2 separate regions of the Homo sapiens genome follow, and region 2 is linked to region 1. The links are chromatin loops, found by intact Hi-C in ENCODE. Cell type or tissue: CD4-positive, alpha-beta T cell. All regions are shown on one strand. Each heading gives the region's core, and the rest is flanking DNA. Links, peaks and the distances in the headings are about the cores only.

The links. Hi-C counts contacts between places; a loop is a spot of excess contacts. Peaks named below come from ENCODE experiments on the same cell type or tissue, not always from the same donor. Only the 100,000 strongest peaks of a DNase experiment are listed, where the experiment ranks them.
Region 2: it touches region 1 in a loop (7-fold over the local background); 15 of 110 quality-filtered maps call a loop at or near these places.

The regions. Positions count from the first base shown.
Region 1 is chr1:116,733,822-116,741,485 of GRCh38, reverse strand. It overlaps the pseudogene NEFHP1. Among named protein-coding and RNA genes, the nearest start is that of CD2, 17 kb to the left of the region's middle. RefSeq lists enhancers at 2,402-2,611, 3,080-3,379. In CD4-positive, alpha-beta T cell, for the core only: CTCF peaks have their summits at 3,824 and 4,023 (motif pointing left); DNase peaks (open chromatin) are centred at 2,515, 3,435 and 3,895; H3K4me3 peaks cover 338 bases; H3K27ac peaks cover 3,450 bases.
Region 2 is chr1:116,874,394-116,882,057 of GRCh38, reverse strand. LOC105378927 (a long non-coding RNA gene) reads right to left here and starts at 2,040. Exons shown (of 3, transcript XR_001737804.2): 1 at 1,982-2,040. RefSeq lists enhancers at 2,386-2,465, 2,516-2,805, 2,334-2,865, 2,171-3,370, 2,866-3,397. In CD4-positive, alpha-beta T cell, for the core only: no CTCF peak of the experiment used is centred there; DNase peaks (open chromatin) are centred at 3,067 and 3,827; H3K4me3 peaks cover 779 bases; H3K27ac peaks cover 1,624 bases.

The sequences.
Region 1 (7,664 bases), core at 1,034-6,033:
AGCTGCGAGAGTACTACCAGGACCTGCTCAATGTCAAGATGGCTCTGGATATAGAGATAGCCCCTTACAGAAAACTCCTGGAAGGTGAGGAATGTCAGACTGGCTTTGGCCCAATTCCTTTCTCACTTCCAGAAGGACTCCTCCAAATGCCCTCCATGTCCACTCACATAAAGGTCTAAAGCAAAGAGAAGATCAAAGTGGTAGAGAAGTCTGAGAAAGAAACTGTGATTGTGGAGGAACAGACAGAGGAGACCCAAGTGACTGAAAAAGTGACTGAAGAAGAGGAGAAAGAGGCCAAAGAGGAGGAGGTCAAGGAGGAAGAAGGGGGTGAAGAAGAGGAGGCAAAAGGGGGAGAAGAAGAAGCAAAGTCTCCCCTAGCAGAAGAGGCCACATCCCCAGAGAAGGAAGCCAAGTCCCCAGTGAAGGAAGAGGCAAAGTCACCGGCTGAGGCCAAGTCCCCAGAGAAGGAGGAAGCAAAATCCCCAGCTGAGGTGAAGTCTTCTGGGAAGGCCAAGTCCCCAACAAAGGAAGAGGCAAAGTCACTGGCTAAGGCCAAGTCCCCACAGAAAGAGGAAGCAAAATCTCCAGCTGAGATCAAGTCCCCCCGGGAAGGCCAAGTCCCCAGCAAAGGAAGAGGCAAAGTCACTGGCTGAGGCCAAGTCTCCAAAGAAGGCCAAGTCCCCAGTGAAGGAAGAAGCAAAGTCCCCTGAGAAGGCCAAGACTCTTGATGTGAAGTCTCCAGAAGCCAACACTCCAGCAAAGGAGGAAGCAAGGCCCTCTGCAGATAAATCCCCCAAAAAGGCCAAAAGCCCTGTCAAAGAGGAGGTCAAGTTCCCAGAGAAGGTGAAGTCTCCCCTGAAAGAGGATGCCAAGGCCCCCGAGAAGGAGATCCCAAAGAAGGAAGAGGTGAAGTCCCCAGTGAAGGAGGAGGAGAAGCCCCAGGACGTAAAAGTCAAAGAGCCTGCAAAGAAGGCAGAGGAAGAGAAAGCTACCGCCACGCCAAAAACAGAGAAGGAGAGCAAGAAAGAGGAGTCATCCAACAAGGAGGCTCCAAAGCCCGAGGTGGAGGAGAAGGAAGCTGCCATCGAAAAGCCCAAAGAATCCAAAGTTGAAGCCAAGAAGGAAGAGGCTGAAGATAAGAAAAAAGCAGCCACCTTAGAGAAGGAGGCTCCTGCCAAGGTGGAGGTGAAGGAAGACGCTAAACCCAAAGAGAAGACAGAGATGGCCAAGAAGGAACCAGATGATGCCAAGGCCAAGGAACCCAGAAAACCAGCAGAGAGGGAGGAGGCGGCAGCAGCAATGGAGAAAAAAGATACCAAGGAGGAGAAGGCCACTGAGTTCAAGAAGCCTGAGGAGAAACCCAAGACCCAAAGCCAAAGACGACCCTCTCAAAGGAGCTCAGTGAACCTAAGGCGGAAAAGGCTGAAAAATCCTCCAGCACAGACCAAAAAGACAGCAGGCCTCCAGAGAAGGCCACAGAAGACAAGGCTGCCAAGGGGAAGTAAGGCAGGGAGAAAGGAATGTCTGGAGCAGCCAAAGAAACTCAAAAGGGTCCTGGAGCTCAAGGATCAGAGTAATGCAATTTTTACTTTTTATGTAAGAAGAAACTGCTTAGATGACAGGGCCTCCCTCTTCAAACAGGAACTTCATTAGCAATATGTTAGCAAAAGAGGGCAATCCCAGCCTCCTGCCCCCACACCCTCCCGAGGCGATGGACAATTATGTTATGATAGCTTATGTAGCCGAATGTGATACATGCCAAATGCCATACGTAAATACTTGACTATAAAAACTGCCCCCCTCCTTTCCAAATAAGTGCATTTATTGCCTCTATGTGCAACTGACAGATGACCACAAGCAGTTAGAAACACATTATGCTTGAGATGTCTTAACCTGTTCCCAAATGCCTTCTGTTTTCCAAAGGAGTGGTCAAGCCCTTGCCCAGAGACCTCTATTCTGGAAGAGTGGTCCAGGTGGGGCCGGGCACTGGGCACTGAATTATGCCAGGGCGCACTTTCCACCTGTGTCCAGTTTCAATTGCTTCTGTGCAATAAAACAAAGTGCTTATAAAACGACAAAAAGAAAAAAAACTGATATTTGCCAGGGCTTCAGTGATGATCAGAAAGGCCACACTGTGTGTCTGTGGCCAGGTCCTATTGATGTTTATCTTGGTTGTATCTAGATGATCACAGCAGAATTTCAGTATCAGTATCAGCAGCAAAATCAGATTCCACAAACATTGTCACTGCCAGGCAAAGAGGTGAGTGTTCTCACAAAAGCAGCCTAATGTTATCGGCCACCAATGCATGCACCATGGCAGCAGATGTACTCTTTTCCAGCCAAAAAGTCTGTCTCTGAGAGCTTGTTCCTTTGTCAGGTGTTATCTCCTCCAAGGCAAAAACTGAGTTTTCTTTTCCTCTTGGGCTTCCCACCCACAAAGCAGAGAGGACAGAATCGGCCCACAGTGCCAGTTCCTGTGTGAAGCCTGGGTTCCGGATATGAAAGTCACTGACCTTGGAATTCCCCCAAGCGTTAAACACCTCTGAGAGAAGGGGTACATGCTTGTTGCTAGCTGTATAATCATGTGCTTTAAGGGAAAAGAGCTTTGAGCCACCACATGCTAGAAACACGAATTTAGGCATGTCATTTCATGTCTTTGCGTCTCGGTTTCCACATTTGTAAAAGAAGACAAATGCTTTGTTCTCAAGCCTATTGTGAGGTCAAATGAAGTGACGTGTGTCCAGGGTCTAGCACGATGCCTGGCCCTAGGAGATGCTCAACAAATGTCAGCTTTCTTCCCAGATTGCCTCTATGTTCCTGATAATGAGGCCAACTTAAGAGAATAAAAGAGACAAAATAGAGAAGTTTCACCTTCGGAAGTAAGTCAGGAGAACTCAAGCTCAGGGCTTGAAGACTTCGTAGCAGAGAAGTCGTGAACTGTAGATTGAGAAGAACTAGGAAACTTTATATGATTCCTTAGGTATGCGTTACTTTTCTCTGCTTTTTATTTTTGTTTTTGTTACCCTCCTCTTCCTAGTTATTTCTCAGGATTGCCTAAGTATAAAGCCAGCAGGGCCTGTGAGATTGTGATCTAAGAAGCTGTGATGTAGGGAGCAGGGGGAGACAGAGCCCTTTCTCAGCTGTTGGGCTTGGGATATGAGCCCCAGAACACTAAGGAGGTGGCGCCTGCTGCCCAGAGTAGAGGAAGATAGACTGAGGCCCTAGCTCTGAACAGAAAGGGTGGGAGACATCGGCTCGCCTAGGCCAGGAGAGCGGCCACCATGGCTAAGTAGTAGGAAGTCTATGCAGCTCTCCAGCAAACTGCAAGAGCCCAAAAAGTGCTGGTTGTATGAATAACTGAACAAGCAAGGTGAAAGAAGTGATGATGTAATGGAATTCAAGCTAAAAAAAGAAACCCAGGCTTAAAATGCAAATTCTAACTTTTTCCTATTTAGTATCTGTGTGATCTTCAAAGTAACCTCTTTGGGCCTCAGTTTTGTCATGTCTGAAATGGTGAGGTGCAGCCAGGTGCCGTGGCTCACGCCTGTAATCCCAACACTTTGGGAGGTCAAGGCAAGTGGATCGCTTGAGGCCAGAGTTCAAGACCAGCCTGGGCAACATAGTGAGACCCTGTCTCTATAAAAATGAAAATTTAAAAAAAAAAATGATGATCTGTGGGAAGGAGTTACAATCTGGCCTGCTCACTTATACTCAAAAGTTTGTGGTGAAGACTAGATGAGGTCACCAAGAAAACACCTACACCGAATGCCGGAAATTTCAGGACAGCATCGTGATGGTGAGGGTGGCCGTAAAAAACATCTGGGGAAAATCACTCAAGGGAAGACTTCTGGGGTTTGGTTCAGCCCTGGCCAGATCCCACTCCAGGAGAGAGGGCAATCTCTTCAGTCAGATGAGCTGATCATCTCAGGGCAACCCAGCGAATGTATCCCTTTCTGGCAGTTTCCAGGGTAGCTTTTTTCAAAGGACCGTGGGCCAAAGTCCCTGCCTGCTGCTGCCACCCTCTGGCAGCAACCTGAGCCACACTCTTGTCAATTTCACTGGTTAGAACATCTTTTACACATTCGTTTACATTTGCATAGTGTTTTCCAGTTTACACTTCTTCCCCCCTCAAGAATGATATTCTTTTATCCAAACAATATCCTTGTGGCATACACATTTTTGTAGTTGAAGAAACCAAGGCTTGGGAAAGGTAAATGGTTTGTCTAAGGAGACTTAGCAAGGAGATGAGACCAGGCTCTCTGATTCCAAGACCTGTGTTCTTTTCACTGTCATAGGGGCATGTCAGTTAGTTCTACTTCTGTTGTTGCACTTCTCAAACTCTGACAGAATCGGATATGAACATGGAGTTCTCCAGACCTCCTCTCTCACCCCATCCCTCCAACACATCCCCAAATTCTCCAGACCCCATCTGTATCTGCAGCTGCCTATGAGTGAAGGGAGGTAAGGACTACAGATATGAACAAGGCAGAGCAGCACCTGCTCTTCTCTGGGATTCAGACAGATGAAGGAGATGAGACAGATACCCAGGGACCTCAGGACCTGGGAGAAATGCACATGGAATTCACCAGAGGCCAAAGGGACTCCAGCTAGGTGGTACCTGAGCTGGTCCTGAAGAGACAAACAGGTTGTAAGTTCACAAAGAGGTAGATGCAGGACCTTCCAGGCAGAGGAAATGGCAGAAGCCAGGCTTCAGTGCACTGAACCGGGGAATACCTGCTCCGGTTGAGCAGAGGAGGGAGGCAGGTGGTGAAGCTGGAGAGGGAAGTTGGAGGAGATCTCGGCAGGATGGAATTCATACTGTTTTCTAAAGGCAACAATAAACCAGCCATCCTGCATGTCTCCCATTTATTCACTTAACAAATATTTATTGTGATAGGCATATACTCTGTTTGTTTCTCGGGATAAAAGCAAAAGCATAACTTTGTTACAGAGTATTCATTTATTTCTGCAATGGATATTGACTGCCTGCTTTCCTTGTGCCAGGTATTCTTCTAGGCCCTGGGGGATGTATTTCTGTGCATACTGAACATACACTCTAGTGGGAAAGGCATAATAAACAACAAAAATGAGTAAAATAGAAGTATTTAGATAGTGACAAGTATTCAAGAGAAAAATAAAGTAGAAAAAGAGTCATGCAAATTGGAGACATGGGTGGGGATTTGCCCTTTTGGAGAGCATGGCCACAAAGGACTGATGGAGGAGGTGGCTCTGAGTAAAGGCCTAAAGCAGCGGTTTCCAACCTTCTTGGCACTAGGGGCCAGTTTCATGGAAGACAATTTTTCCATGGACCGGGGCACTGGGGTAGAATGGCTTCAGGATGAAACTGTTCCACCTCCCATCATCAGGCATTAAACTCTCATAAGGAGCGCAACCTAGATTCTTCAAACTCACAATTTACAATAGGGCTCGCGCTCCTAGGAGAATCTAATGCTGTGGCCCAGTTCCTAACAGGCCATGGACCGGTACCAGTCTGCAGCCAGGGCTTGGGAACTCCCGGCCTAAAGGAATTGTGAATTGAGGGAGACAGCCAGGCAAATATACAAGGAGGGACAGTTCAGGCAGGGGGAACTGCAGGAACAAAGGCCCTGAGATGGGACCATATCTGGTGTGTGGGGGGCCAAAGGAGGAGACCAGCATTGCTGGGGAGTGAGTGAGGGAAGGTGGAAGGAGAGGAGGCCGGAGAGGCCCAGGAGGGACAGGGAGGTCGAGTAGGAGGTCCCAGCAGGCCTTGTTCAGAGTGGCAGCGAGTCAGTGCTGACTGCTGTAGAGTCTGGTTCTTTCTGCAGGGTTTTAACAATGGACAAGGAGTTTTTTCTGCAGTCTGGCCCTATAGATTTGATGAGGTGTGGGTGGTCCAGCCAGGAGGCCTGGAAGGTCTAGTTCTTGGAATGTACCCAGGGCCCTTTTAACGCTCAGCATTCACCTGGCTGTGTGCTGTGATTCCTCCTGCTGCAACCATCCCACACACACTCAGGGGCATGAAACGGCTGTCTTGTTACATTCACAGAACCTGTGGGCCCGGCTCTTCACTGCTCTACTGTTTCTGGAGCGATGCGGGGAAGACTTTAATGGCCCGGGTGATGCAAATGGCTGAGCGCTGGGTGGGCTGGCGCTGGGAGTGGTGCCTCCAAGAGAGTGGCCTCACTTGCATGCCTGGGGCCTGTGCCTGGAGGCTGGAGTACAGTCAACCAGAGCACCCCACAAGGCCTCTCCATGAGACTGGGCTCCTTACAATGTGGAAGCTTCCTGCTTAGGAGTATCCAGAAAAGGGGCCACAGCGAGCATCCCAAAAGCTGCAGGTGGAGTGGGCCTGGCCCCTTCTGACCCCGCCTTGGGAGGCCATAGCGTCCTCCCACAGCACTCGCTTGGTCAGAGAGGTCACAGAGCCCAGATTTTAGCAGAGGAGACGTTGACCCCACCTCTTTTTTTTTTTTTTTTTTTGAGATGGAGTCTCCCTCTGTCACCCAGGCTGGAGTGCAGTGGCTCAATCTCGGCTCACTGCAAGCTCTGCCTCCTGGGTTCAGGCCATTCTCCTGCCTCAGCCTCCTGAGTAGCTGGGACTACAGGCGCCCACCACCACGCCTGGCTATTTTTTGTATTTTTAGTAGAGACAGGGTTTCACTGTGTTAGCCAGGATGGTCTTGATCTCCTGACCTCGTGATCCGCCCGTCTCGGCCTCCCAGCGTGCTGGGATTACAGGAGTGAGCCACCATGCCCGGCCAACCCCACCTCTTGATGGGAGTGTGTAAAGGAATTGGTAGCCTCTTAAAAACACCACTACAAGCCGAGTTCACACCTGTAATCCTAACCCTTTGGGAGGCCAAGTTGCAAGGATCACTTGGGCCCAGGAGTTTGAAACCAGCTGGGGCAACAAAGCAAGATCCCATCTCTACAAAAATAAATAAATAAATAAATAAAAATAAATAAAATAGGAAGAAGACTCAAGCAACCTCTAATGCTGTGCCCACATGAAGAGGCATACTACCTGGATGTCTCTGGGCCTCAGATAAAAAAACAAGCTCTGCAGAAGGTTCCTAGAAAGGGGGCTATATCCTTGCCCCCCTTCCACAGTATGCTATGTCTGTAAACATGTAACTAATCCCCCATGGGGGACAGGGCAGTGTTGTGTGCCACACTTGTGCCAAATATGTATTAATAAACTCTGGACCATATTGGCAGCTTTGTGGTTTTCCATAGTCTTTTGCAGCCTGCAAAACATTTTCCGATTAGAAGCCCCCGCTGTTTTATCTATTACATGTGACACTGAATAAGCCTCTGCATATCCACTGGGGGTTGGTAAGTAACATCAGAGCGTGCAGCGAGGGGAAAGGAATTAAAAAGGGAGCTAATGTCATCCGTGGGGAATAGCTGAGGAAGGAAAAAACCACTCTGGAAGAGAGGGGTTGCAGAAGGATTTTTTGCAATGTATTATGACCACTCAAGGCAGGCACACACATGTGTCTGTTGTCCCAGCCCCAACATGTAAAATGAAACTCCAAAGAATGTGATACCATGGGGTAGCTGGGAGGGTGGGGGCAAGGAGGGAGATTTTTATCTCACAAAGCAGATTTTATTTTCTGAGAGCCATATGCTTGATTTTCTTTTTCCCAAAAAGCCCACAGTCTCATGTGGAAAAGATTTAG
Region 2 (7,664 bases), core at 1,491-6,490, 140 kb before region 1:
TTCTAAGCCTAACAGGGGCAGGGAGTTGATAAGGACAGCAATGACTAAGCCAGAGCTTTGCTGCGACATTAGGGCAAGGCCAGCAGGGTGAGCAAGTGAGATGCTCAGGGCACAAAATGTAAGGAGGCCCTCATTCTCAGGGTCACACAAGTGCAGGGCCGGCACTTGCAAGTGATGCCTCCTTCAATTTTGCCCACTAGGCACCTCACTTGTCTCTCCCTAGTCCTGGCTTTCTTAAACCCCTTTGCCTGTCTGGATTGACTTAGCAACCAGGATTGAGCTTTCGGGATACGGGGAGAATGATAATTATTACCAGGGTTTAAGCTGAATCTCATCTTGTCTAAGCATACCCTAGATAGGGAGGTTTTCTCATTATTTCGGAAGGGCTGAGTCCAGATGGAGTTGGGAATACAGTCAGTGGTGATTCAGAGTTTTAGAAGTCTCGGCCAGGTGCGGTGGCTCACGCCTGTAACACCAGGACTCTGGGATGCCGAGGTGGGTGGATCACCTGAGGTCAGGAGTTCGAGATAAGCCTGACCAACATAATGCAACCCCATCTCTACTAAAAATACAAAAATTAGCTGGGTGTGGTGACAGGCGCCTGTAATCCCAGCTACTTGGGAGGCTGAGGCAGGAGAATCACTTGAACCCAGGAGGCAGAGGTTGCAGTGAGCCAAGATCGCACCATTGCTCTCCAGCCTAGGCAACAAGAACGGAACTCCGTTTCAAAAAAAAAAAAAAAAAAAAAAAGCAGTCTCTATCTGAGGCTAATGAAATATCGAGGTTAGGGGAAGATAAATAATTCCCGTCTCTTGCATATTCACACATGTCACCACAGCCCTTGGCAAGTGGACAGTAGCGGTCCCTCTGGTTACTGAGAACATTTGAATCATATGCCTGGGTCCTGTTGGTTTACGGAGCCCAAGCCTTTTGAGCTCTGACCAGTGGGCCATCTGTTACCAAGTTAAAAATGTTGACTCTGCAAGTCTGCTGCTCAGCCTCCTTGGCCTGTGTCTGTTACATACACCATTCTAGCACCTTGGCAGCAATACTCTGAGCGCAATTCCATTCACCATTTCATTCCTTCCAAGTCCTTCAGCAATGAATAGTACAGAATGAAATTCTTCCAGCTCATACACTTTTAACCTTTGCATAAACCTTAAGGATAAGCTAAAGGTTATCAAAATAGCTTCAATTGCACAGGTTAAACATCTCTCCTGCGTCTGGACGGTCAAGGCATTTGATAAAAGGAAAAAATGAGAGCAAAGAGTTTGTTTATTTTTCAAATTTTTAAGTGGAAACAATCTAAATGTTCAAAATAGGGAAGTAGCTAAGTCAATTATGGTACATCAACTTGAAGGAATGCTACCCAGCAATTAAAATGTCAGAAAATAACCTTATGAAAATACACTTATAATACAATGTTATAACATCAGGAAATAATCATAATACAGAATTATATTTCACTATATGGAACATGTGAGTGCAAGGATCAAAAAAGCATGCATATATAAAATCAGTTGCTTTGGGGTGGTAAGTTTAGTAGTGACTTCTTTTTCTCATTTGAACATGCTTTTAATGATGTTATTTACATAATGGTTATATAATGAATTTTTGATGTTTAAAGAATTCCTAAGCAATTTGGAAAAAATCAGATAATCTGATGAAGACTGGAGATTTGTTGTTGTCCAGTGACTGAGTAGATCCCAGTCTGAGAGGCCAGCACATGGGCTCTGAGTTCAAACTGTCTGATTTGAGACCATAACTTTGCCACTTTCTAGCTGTATTTTTACTTTTTATTTATTTATTTTTAAATTTTTATAGAGATGAGGTCTTACTATGTTGCCCAGGCTGGTCCCAAACTCCTGGGCTCAAGAAATCCACTTGTCTTGGCCTCCCAAAGTGCTGAGATTACAGGCGTCAGCCATCGCACCCTGGCCACTGCCACTTTCTAGCTATATAACCTTGAGAATATTCTTACCTCCTCTGTCAAATGGAGACAAGAATGACATCTGTTTCACAGGCTCTTGCAAGTCTAAGTGAGTTGGTAAATGCTTAGAAGAATTTCTGGCCCAGAGTGAGGACTTAGTAAATATTGGTTCTCATGATTATACTGTGGATAAGCCATGTGCCCTAAGCCACATCAACCTGGGCAAAAAAAAAAAAAACTAAAGTCAGAGGAATTTCTCTGGTTTGACAGTGACCCATGCTTGTGGGTCTTCCCTGACTTTTTCCAGAACGCTTCAGGGTATCTGGCAAGCAAGGGTGCCGGCTGCCTCAGTTGGCTGCAAGAAGGGAAGGCTCGCTTAAGGCCCACTGTCCAGGTGGAGAGGCTGGTTATCCCTTCCAAGGACATGGAGGTGCCTGCTGCTGAAGCGGCAGGGCTGGCAGTCAAGGTGGCGGCTACTGCAGATGCCACAGCTGGTGCTGTCTCCTGCTGGTGCCCACAGTCACACGCTGGCTGCCCTGTGCCAATCGACTCTCGACCCTGCCACCCTGTTGTGGGTAAAAAAGCACATCTTTGACTTTCCTTGTGCTTGCAGCCCGCCACACTCAGTCCACCAGGACAGAAGACACAAGTCTGAGTGACAGGCTCCGATTTACTCTTCATGCTCTTCCTTCTTCTTGTCGCTGAAACATCACACAGTTGGAGCCCGTGTAAAACTAACTCTCCCCTCTCTCCCAGGAGGGCCCACAGGCTTCCTGCCACCGCTTCCTCCTTGTCAGAGGGACAAGTCCAGACCTGTCCGAATGCTCATGCTCATGTGAAGGCAATTCTGCTCCAGCTGAGACCCCTGCAGCACAATGCCGGACTGACAGCCAACCTGGAGAAAATGTTTGGATGCAGGAATGAGGAACAGATGCCCAGATAGCTAAGGGCAGGGATGGCCAAAAAGGAGGGAGAGGGAGGCGCCTGAGCTGCTGCTGACTGGACACTAAAGGTGGGGGAAGGAGGAGGGAGGGCAGGCAGCTGCTGGAAAGGGGGAAGGGAGGTCCCTGGCAGATGCTAAAAAAACCCTGAAGCTCATTTGCCCAAATCAGCTTCAACCTCCCCAGAGTGTCTTCCTCACCACTCCATGTCCCCCTATTCTTCTCTGGCTTCTAATCTATACAGAAAAGGATTTTTGAGGTTGGGGGGTGGGGTTGTTCACCAGTGTGATTGACTCATACGCCTCACCCCAGAGGCAGACCTATTATCTCAAATAATGCTTGCTTTCTCCCTCACCTGAGCGGGATTAGAAATGGGGACAACGTTCATTAGTAAAGGGGGGAGTGTCTGAGGAAAACTGGATGTTGTGGAAAGGGAAGATGCAAAGTAAAAAGCCCTGGTGGAAATAAAGTGCTCAACCGGTCCTGTATCCATTAAAGTAATAACATCGTTGCATGGCAGGTTTATCACTCCCTTCCAGCTCCTCAGCGTGGGAGCTGTGGCTCTTTTTAAAAATGAGAACAGAGTCGCGTGCTGCTGCTCCAGTGTGGAAGGGCAGGTCTCCCTGTCCCTCCCCCAGCGCTCCTCTCTTTACCCTGCCCCCAAGTCGTGGACTTCTCCCAGCCTCTGGAACCAGCGCTAAAATTCATTTCACTCTTTAATTAGATTTCATGGAGTAAGGGATTGAGAGGGGTGCTGGGAAAGGCGTTCATATGCCCTCTTTCCGTGGAGAGGGGTAATGCTGTTGATAGGGGAGGTGGGACAATGGTTGCCATGGAGACATATTCCCAGACATACAGACACACACTCATTTTAATGTCTTTCTTTTTTTTCTTTTTCCAGCAGGGGAAGGATCCGGTGCCCTATTTTTAGTGTCAGATTTCAGCAAAACAATTCACTTTCATCACACACACACACACACACACACACACACACACACACACACACTCTGCTGGGTTTTAAAGTAGGTCACATTTCCTAACTGTATCAAGAGCTCAGATCTGTCTTGCTTGAGTAGTGCAAGCTTCCGCGGAAGATTTTACTGATTGAGACGAAGATCTCAGACTTGCCTTGGTACAGTTTTCTTTCATTTTGGTTTGACAGGCATTAGAATAGGCAGAATGAATAGCTGTAGGTAAATTTACATTTTAAAGACTAAGGCAAAATGTCTGGGCAGTGATAATAGGAAGGGGAGGTACAGAAATTAAAATGACAAACTCATCTGTTATTTCATTATCAGATTATCACTGATTATTTTTTTTAAAAATATTCCTTGAGTGCCCATACTGCAGAGCCTTTTAGGGAAGACATAAGTCCTGATTGGTAGCTGTTCAGTTTAAATTTTTGATTCTTGTTCCAGATAAACTGGGTATGTCAGAACATGTGAATCCAGAATTTGGGGTTTTACTTCTGCTCTATCCCAAGCTGCAATTTTTGAGTGTTTCTGTCTGCATTTCTTGCTTTGTGATCTTTGCCAAATCTCACAGTCCTTCTGTGACTAGAATACCCTATTGACTGGAATCAGTACTAGATGTTCTCCTAGCAGAACTAGCCCACGGCGAGACTGTAAATTGGTCAAGTGTCTTCAGCAGCCCCAGACTCACACACACCCCCAGATCTTCCCAGCCCTTCCTATTCCTATGGGGTTTCATTCCTCTTTCCAAGATGGCAGCAAATCTAGCCTAATTTAGGAAGGGCTATTATTTCTTCACTTGAAGCTCTCTATTATTAACTGGAGGCTTTTGGTTTTAATGGGGAGGTTATTTTTACACTGGTAGGGATTTCTGGCTTCCCTTTCACAACACAAAGTGGGGAACTCCCTGTGTATAGAACCAAAGGGAACTCCACAGTCCATAGCTTTAAAAACAATAGCCTAATAAAAAAAGAAAGGCTGGAATGAAGCCCTCAAGATATAACATTGACAATGTCTTCCAGGTAGTGGATGTTCAGTAGGTTTTTATTTCCTCCTTCATAACCTTTTGTATTTTTCAAAATTAGTTGAGCATACATTGCCTTCTTAATCTGAAAAGAAAGTAATAAAAATAAAAACAAGAACTGAAGCCTTATATTGAATGAATGTTTGTGTTAATTACTATACTAGGAGTCTTTTGTGTATAATCCTTATAACCACACTCAGAGATAGGTATTATGATCCCTATTTAACAGATGAGGAACCTAATAAGGAAAGAATTGCCCAGGTCATACATACAACTAGCAAGAATGAGGATCCAAACACAGATCTGTCCAAATTCATACCCACGTTCCGATATCATAACTGTGAGCTCCTCAAATAAGTATAGCTACCATTTATTCAACACTTAGTAAATGCCAAACTTATATATCTATTTGATATATATTATATCAAATCAAATCTACACATTGGGTAGGTTTGTTTTAATATCTGCATTCAAAGGTTCAGAAAGATTAAGTAATTTGCCCAAAGTCACATAGGCAGTAAGTAATAGGAATGGCAATATTTGAATCCAGGTTTGTGCAAAGCTCATAATAGCCCCACAGCGTTATGGGTTCAGATTGGGCAATTAAGAGAGCCTTAAATGGGCATTCTCTAATACAGATGCCCTATTGTCACATACACTAAATTCTATTGGCTGAAAATTCTGAGTTTTGACTAAGCAGCAGAATTTACTTTCTTATTGCAGATCTATACCTCTTAATAGGAAAATGTCTAAGATAAGACATTTAGTCAGACTATTCACTAACATGAGTCCTTTGCTTACGAAGACATAGACTCATGTAGTCTGGGTCCCTGAATCTCTGGAGCACCTATCCTGGACAGTTGCATGCGTGGTGGCTCATGCCTATAATCCCAGCACTTTAGGAGGCTGAGGCAGGTGGATCACCTGAGGTCAGGAGTTCAAGACTAGCCTGACCAACATGGCGAAACCCCATCTCTACTAAAAATACAAAAAATTAGCCAAGCGTGGTGGTGCATGCCTGTAATCCCAGCTTCTTGGCAGGCTGAGGCAGGAGAATCGCTTGAGCCTGGTAGGCGGAGGTTGCAGTGAGCCAAGATTGTGCCACTGCACTCCAGCCTGAGCGACAGAGCAAGACTCTGTCTCAGAAAAAAAAAAAAAAAAAAAAAAAGAAGGAGAAATGTATTTTTTGTATTAGAGTGATTAAATTCTTAGGTCAACTACTGGTAGCCATTTAACCTACCCTAACTAAACCATAAATTTGTACTGCAATAGCAGTGCTGGGAAGGGAAAAGCATGGTCCCTTTAAATGATATAGAATGGGGGAAGGGAAGTGCTGGGTAGAGGAGGGCGTGGTCCCTGGCTAGAGCTCTACCCACACAGACCTAGGTGAGACAGGCATTTTTGTTTTTCTTCCCAAATGTTGCATTTCCTAAGACCACCCTGGCCTGCCACACCCCCATCCTGTGCCTATAAAAACCCCGGAGACCCTAGCAGGCAGACACACAGGCAGCTGGACGGCGAGAGGAGCCTATCAGCGGAGGAATACACAGGTGGCTGGAGGTGGAGAGGGACACACCGACAGGCACCGGCACGCCAGCAGGCCACCAACCGGCAGAACGTCATGGAGTTGGGCTTGGGGCAGTTAGAGGAGAGCCTGGTCCGTCGTCAAGCAACTCGACTCCAGGGGAAAACCATTTCCCTTCTGGCTCACCCATCTGCTGAAAGCTACTTCCACTCAATAAAAAAACCTTGCACCCATTCTCCAAGCCCGCCAGTACACCAAGGCAAGAACCTCGGGATACAGAAAGCCTTCTGTCCTTGCAACAAGGTAGAGGGTCTAATTGAGCTGGTTAACACAAGCTGCCTATAGACGGCCAAACTAAAAGAGCACCCTGTAACACGCGCCCACTGGGGCTTCAGGAGCTGTAAACATCCACCCCTAGACACTGCAGTGGGGTCGGAGCCCCACAGCTTGCCTCTCTGTATGCTCCCCTAGAGGTTTAACAGCCGCTCACTGAAGAAGCGAGCCACATCCCCATCGCGCGCCCTGCAAGGGGGGCAAGGGAACTTTTCTCATTTCAGTACCAAGAGTGGGGCTGAGGGCTGGTGGTTATTGTTGCAAAATCCTCAATTCCATGAGCAGCAGAAGTGTAGAAAACTACAGCTAAATCTGTCCAATTGTTAAGATATTAGGGAAGTGGTACAGGCTATGCTCTCTGCCTTTGGCCTGCCATCTAAATTGACTAACCTAGGCTGGGCAACATAGCAAGACTGTTACAAAATTTTTTTTTAATTAGCCAGATGTAGTGGTGTGTGTCTGTAGTCCCAGCTACCCAGGAAGCTGAAGTGGGAGGATTGCTTGAGCCCAAGAGTTCAAGGTTATAGTAAACTATGACTGTACCACTGCATTCCAGCCTGGCTGACACAGTGAGAAACTGTCTCAGAAAATAAGAGGTCAGGAGTTCAAGACCAGCCTGGCCAACATAGTGAAACCCCATCTCTACTAAAAATACAACAATTAGCCAGGCATGGTGGCGCATGCCTGTAGTCCTAGCTACTTGGGAGGCTGAGGCAGGAGAATGGCTTGATCCTGGGAGGTGGAGGTTGCAGTGAGCTGAGATCGTGCCATTGCACTCCAGCCTGGGCGACAGAGACAGACCCCATCTCAAAAAAAAAAATTAATAATAAAAATAAAATGCTATTAAAAACTGTCTGCTAGACAATGGGTGACAACTTAGCTGTTACTATCCAATTAAAGCTGTTGCTTTCCTTCCAAAACTCAACTAGCTGCCATTAAA